Linked DNA regions of Homo sapiens: region 1 is linked to region 2. Evidence: read pairs that join two places in POLR2A ChIA-PET (ENCODE). Cell type or tissue: HepG2. All regions are shown on one strand. Links, peaks and the distances in the headings refer to the core of each region. The heading gives the core; the rest is flanking DNA. Region 1 overlaps LOC124900165. Region 2 has its middle 23 kb from the start of LINC01396.

The links. Peaks named below come from ENCODE experiments on the same cell type or tissue, not always from the same donor. Only the 100,000 strongest peaks of a DNase experiment are listed, where the experiment ranks them.
Region 1: POLR2A ChIA-PET joins it to region 2 with 6 read pairs; 2 of 35 experiments call an interaction of 5 or more read pairs at or near these places.

Annotation. Positions count from the first base shown.
Region 1 is chr4:4,635,516-4,638,424 of GRCh38, forward strand. All of the region lies in intron 3 of LOC124900165, which reads left to right. The region is part of intron 2 of STX18-AS1 (STX18 antisense RNA 1 (head to head)); the gene reads left to right. Among named protein-coding and RNA genes, the nearest start is that of SNORD162, 27 kb to the right of the region's middle. In HepG2, for the core only: no CTCF peak of the experiment used is centred there; no DNase peak of the experiment used is centred there.
Region 2 is chr4:4,820,121-4,823,029 of GRCh38, forward strand. No RefSeq gene overlaps it. Among named protein-coding and RNA genes, the nearest start is that of LINC01396, 23 kb to the right of the region's middle. In HepG2, for the core only: no CTCF peak of the experiment used is centred there; a DNase peak (open chromatin) is centred at 1,641.

The DNA.
Region 1 (2,909 bases), core at 175-2,674, 180 kb before region 2:
ACCAGCCTTGAATCAATTGCTATATGCATGGTTTAAGCTCCTCTCAGAAAATCTTGGATCCCTGAATCTAGGTTTTCTCCTTTCAAGCTGCAGATAATGTAAAATAATGCTTCTAGTGCGCTTAAGTCCAAACAAAATGCCCATCTAGTTTCTTCAACACGGGGGACTTCTTGGCACTTTGGGGAATTAATTTTATGCAATAAGAGATGAGAATTAAGCAGCTTAGTTGGAGTGAGACATCAGATGTAGCCAGGACCCACCAGCCAGAGGCAATGGGGTGGAGTCTGCCAGGAGGCCCAGTGCATTCACGACACAGAGAGAGGATGAGTTGCTGGTTTTTTTTTTTTGTTTTTTGTTTTTTTTTTTTTTTTTTTGAGATGGAGTCTCGCTCTGTTGCCCAGGCTGGAGTGCAGTGGCGCGATCTCGGCTCACTGCAAGCTCCGCCTCCCGGGTTCACGCCATTCTCCTGCCTCAGCCTCCCGAGTAGCTGGGACTACAGGCATCCGCCACCACGCCCGGCTAATTTTTTGTGTTTTTAGCAGAGACGGGGTTTCACCGTGTTAGCCAGGATGGTCTCGATCTCCTGACTTCGTGATCCGCCTGCCTCGGCCTCCCAAGCTGGTTTTCTTTCAAACAGAGGCCAGCTAGAGCCAGGGACGGCAACTCGGAACGTGTCTAACGAGATCCTTTCTCAGTTGTTCACTCATTCTTTATTTCATCTATTCATTCACTCAGAAAATGTTTACTGCATATCTGCCACATGACAGGCACTGGTTTAGATATTAGGGAAACAGTGTATCTAAGACCACGATTCTCTACTCCATTATTTGAAATGGCAGGAAAGGGAAGAAGAAAGCAAACCAAACCCACAATGACTGCCATGTAAGAGACAGTAGTAAGTGCTACGAAGAGAAACAAAGCAGGTGAGGGCCAGAGAACAAGGGGTGCTCTTTTAGACGGGGAAGTCCCCTCTCTGGAAGGTGACATCTGTGCAGAGCTAGGAATGAAGTGAGAGGGTGAGCCCAGAGGTTATCTGGCGGAAGAACATTCCAGGCAGGGACTCAGCAAGTGCGAAGACCCTGAGGTGGGCGTGTACCTGGAATATTGGAGGAAGAGCAGGGAGGCAGATGTGCTGGAGTGCAGGGAGTGAGATGAAGCCAAAGGGAGCTGGGACCAGCATTTCCAAGAGCTTTCTCTGATCTGGACCTAGGGGGATATGTGGGGAGCACAGAGATCCTATCGCCCCCATCAGCACCTCCGATATGGGCTTCAGACACTCCTACCTGGAAGATGGGCAACTGGCAGAAACGCCTTGAGCTGGAAGCAGGAGCGTCAGGTTTGAATCTCTGCTCCTTCCTTTATCAACTGTCACTCGGCTGAGTGGACCTTTCTGAGCCAGAGTTCCTTTATGTATAAAATGGAGATCACCACATCTACTTTTGAAAAACTGATGGAGACTGGGCACAGTGGCTCACGCCTGTAATCCTTGAACTTTGGGAGGCCAAGGTAGGTGGATCACCTAAGGTCAGGAGTTCGAGAACAGCCTGGCCAACATGGTGAAACCCTCTCTCTACTAAAAATACAAAAATTAGCTGGGCGTGGTGGCAGGCGCCTGTAATCCCAGCTACTCGGGAGGCTGCGGCAGGAGAATTGCTTAAACCCAGGAGGAGGAAGTTGCAGTGAGCCGAGATCACGCCATTGCACTCCAGCCTGGGTGACAGAGTGAGACTCTGTCTCAAAAAAAAAAAAAAAAAAAGAAAAAGAAAAAGAAAGAAAAAGAAAGGAAACCAATGGAGCACAGTTTGTTCTCTTCATTCCTCAGGGAAAATCCATCTCTTGCTCCTTAACGCTTGGCCTGGTTCCTGCACTCTAAGCTGGGAGATAGTTGAGACATAAAATTACAAAGGTGGCATGCAGAACTATAGAACTTACAGAGCTTTATACATCTCCTTCAGCTCTTCCGGCAAACAGAGAGTGATGGATGTATGTATTATTAGTAATTATTATTTTCCTGTTTTACAGATGAGGAAACTGAGGCCTGGGACCTGATGTGAGTTGTTCAGGTGGCCAAGGGAGGAACTGAACACAGATTTGTGTGACTCCAAAACCCAAGTATTTGGGCTGTTTTTTTCTCCTTTTGGTTTGTCACTTATAACTTGCCTGTCCCACATGTGGCCATGACTCTGACTTTCAGTTCACCTGTGTCCCTGTGCCCAAACCTTTGCTTTGTCAGCCTCCCCCATTAGACTATGAGGTGCTTGAGGACAGGGGAAGGTGTCACCTGTCTCCACATTCCATTGAAAAAACTGGATAACACTGAAAGAGGTTGTGTGCTGCAAAGAGCACTGGGCTGGGAGTCTGAACCCTGCCGGCAGGTGAGGCTCCTTCTTAGCAGACGTGACTCATTTGTGGAGTAGTTGCATTAGTCAGGGGAGGCTAGGCCATGCCAAGGTGACAAATTAACAGACATCTCAGGGACTTGACACACCGAAAGTATATTCCTCGTTTGTGTCACACGTCAGTGCTCTCCTGCAAGTGGTGACTTGGGGGTCCAGGCTTCTTCCATCTTGGGACATCATTGTCATCATTGTCCTAAACACATGGCTGCCAAGGTCACTTTGGAAGGTGCAGGGAAAGTGAGGATCAGCCAGGATGCTTTTTAAAGACCACCACAGCTGAGTGGCTTTCACCCCTCTGCCATATTCCTTTGGCCATAACTCAGTGCTATGGTCTCCAGTCTAACTGCACAGGAGGCTGGGAAACGCTGGCCAGGATGTGCCCAGGAAGGAGAAATGAGTGGTGGGCCTCAAGGCTTGTCTGTGCCACATTCACCCAATTTTTCAAATCTCACGTCTGGACAAGAGTCCAACAAAGCTAGCCATCTCATGGAGACAGTAGGGCAGGAGTTT
Region 2 (2,909 bases), core at 114-2,613:
CTGTTATTCCACTTGCTTTAGCCACAGGTTGAGTGAAGGAAAGAAAATTGCACATGATCATGTTCTGAGATATTGTTCTTTCCTTACAAAAAAAAGAAATCAATGACTACAAAAAAACTGGCCTCATAAACATTGGTTTTCACCATAGGAAGCTCAACAAATAAATATCTTCACAGTTTGCTCGGCTGTCGGCAGGCTTGAGCTGACTTCTTAAATGACATGAAATAGGCGGCTCGAGTTCCCCAATGTTTATGTCAGCACTAACAAACTGTCCCTTCATTACAGGCCTGCCGGAGATCAGAGGCCCAGATTATTGAAGGAGACGCCTATGAGATGCCCAAGCGGTTGCTGTGACAACTCTGCTGGAGGGCGGGAGGCGGCGAGGGCGGGCAGCTGACTGTTGGCTGTGGACAGGCTCCAGGCGTGCCAGGCCAGAGTGGGGATAATTCCACCCCAGGTTGCTTAGCTGAGGGTTCTCTGCGCATTAAGCACCTTAACTCGCTGTCCTGCTGCACCCCAGCCACAGAGGCCTTGGTGAAGGTGAAATCTTAGAGAATAGCTGGGAAGCCAAAAGGCCAAGCAGTTTGATGACTATTTCCTTAAAGCTGATGAAAAAGCAACGTGGATAATATTTCCTAACAATAATGGCCAGCAGTTAGTGTTCACTGCCAGGCCCCTGCCCAGTACCAAGAGCTCAGGTTTTACATCAGCATGACGTGACCTATGTGGAATCCCTGGCTAGCTCTGTGACCTTGAGCAAAGTCACTCAACCTCTCTGAATCTCAGGCACTAGTGTTGACCATGGACACAATAACACCTTCCACCTCGTAGGTTTGCTATGCAGCCCTGGGGCACTCCTGTGCAAAGCCCCATGCAGAGCTCAAGCATGGGGTCTCTGGGACCACACTATCAGGGTTCAAACTCCAGCTCTGTCACTCTCTGGCTATATGACCTTGGGCCAGTCACCTAATCTCTTGAGCCTGGTTTTCTCATCTGCAAAATAGAGATACCAGCACCTGATACGATTTGGCTCTGTGTCCCTACCCCAATCTCATGTGGAATTGTAATCCTCAATGTTGGAGGAAGGGCCCGGTGGGAGGTGACTGAATCATAGGGGCAGACTTCCCCCTTGCTGTTCTTGTCATAATAAGTGAGTTCTCATGAGATCTGCCTGTTTAAGTGTGTAGCACTTCCCACTTTTCTCTCTCTCTCCTGCTCCACCATGTGAAGATGCACCTGTGTCCTCTTCACCTTCCATCATGATTGTAAGTTTCCTGAGGCTTCCCCAGCCATGCTTCCTGCACAGCATGTAGAGTTGTGAGTCAATTAAACCTCTTTTCTTCATAAATTACCCAGACTCAGGTAGTTCCTTATAGCAATATGAGAATGGACTGATACAGAAAATTGGTGCTGGGATTGTATAAAGATACCTGAAAATGTGGAAACAGCTTTGAAACTGGGTAATGGGCAGAGGTTGGAACAGTGTGGAGGGCTCAGAAGAAGAAGGAAGGTGAGGGAAAGTTTGGAACTTCCTAGAGACTTGTTGAATTGTTGTGACAAGAATGCTGACAGTAATATGGAGAGTGAAGTCCAGGCTGAGATGGTCTCAGATAGAGATGAGGAACTGGAGCAAAGGTCACTTTTGTTATGTGTTAGCAAAGAGGAAGGCATTGTGCCCCTGCCCTAGAGATCTGTGGAACTTTGAACTTCAGAGAGATGACTTGGGGAATATGGCAGAAAAAATTTCTAAGCAGCAAAGTGTTCAAGATATGGCCTGGTTGCTTCTAACAGTGTATGATCATATGTGTGAGCAAAGAGATCATCTGAAACTGGAAACTATATTTAAAAGGAACACAGAGCATAAAAGTTTAGAAAATTTGCAGCCTGACCATGTGGTAGAAAAGAAAAACCCATTTTCTGGGGGGTTTTCAAGTTGGCTACAGAAATTTTCATAACTAAAGAGGAGCTGAATGTTACTAGCCAAGACAATGGGGAAAATGCCTCAAAGGCATTTCAGAGACCTTCATGGCAGCCTCTGCCATCACAGGACTGGAGGCCTAGGAGGGAAGAATGGTTTTTGTGGGCCCAGTCCACAAAAACCTGTGCAACCTCCTCAGGACACTGCTTCCTGTGTCCAGCCACTCCAGCTCCAGCTGCGGCTAAAAGGACCCCAGTTATATCTCAGGTGGCTGCTCCAGGGGGTGCAAACTGTAAGAAGCCCTGGTGTTAAGCCTGCAGGTACACAGAGGGCAAGAGTTGAGGCTTGAGAGCCTCCACCTAGATTTCAGAGAATGAAAACACCCCGACGTCCAGGCAGACGTCTGCTTCAGGGCAGAGCCCTCGTGGAGAACCTGTACTAGGGCAGTGCAGCGGGAGAAATGCAGGGTTGGAGCCCCCACACAAAGTCCCCACTGGGGCACTGCCTAGTGCAGCTGTGAGAAGAGGGCCACTGTCCTCCAGACCCCAGAATGATAGGTCCACTGACAGCTTGCACCGTGTGCCTGGAAAAGCCACAGGCACTCAACACCAGCCCATGAAAGCAGCCTTGGGGGCTGTACCCTGTGGAGCCACAGGGGTGGAGGTCCCCTAGGCCCTGGGAGCCCACCTCTTGCATCAGTGTGGCCTGGATGTGAAAGAATTGAGTCAAAAAATATTATTTTGGAGGTTTAATATTTAATTACTGCCCTGCTGGGAAGTATTTAACATATATTTTTTATTTACTATTTATTTAATATTCAACTACTCCCCTGTATGGGGCCTAAAATCTCTTTGTTTTGGCGGATTTCTCCCTTTTGGAATGAGTGGATTTACCCAATGCCTGTACCCCATTATACAAATATCTTGGAGGTAACTAACTTGTTTTTGACTTTACAGACTTATAGGCAGAAGAGACTTGCTTTGTCCCAGAT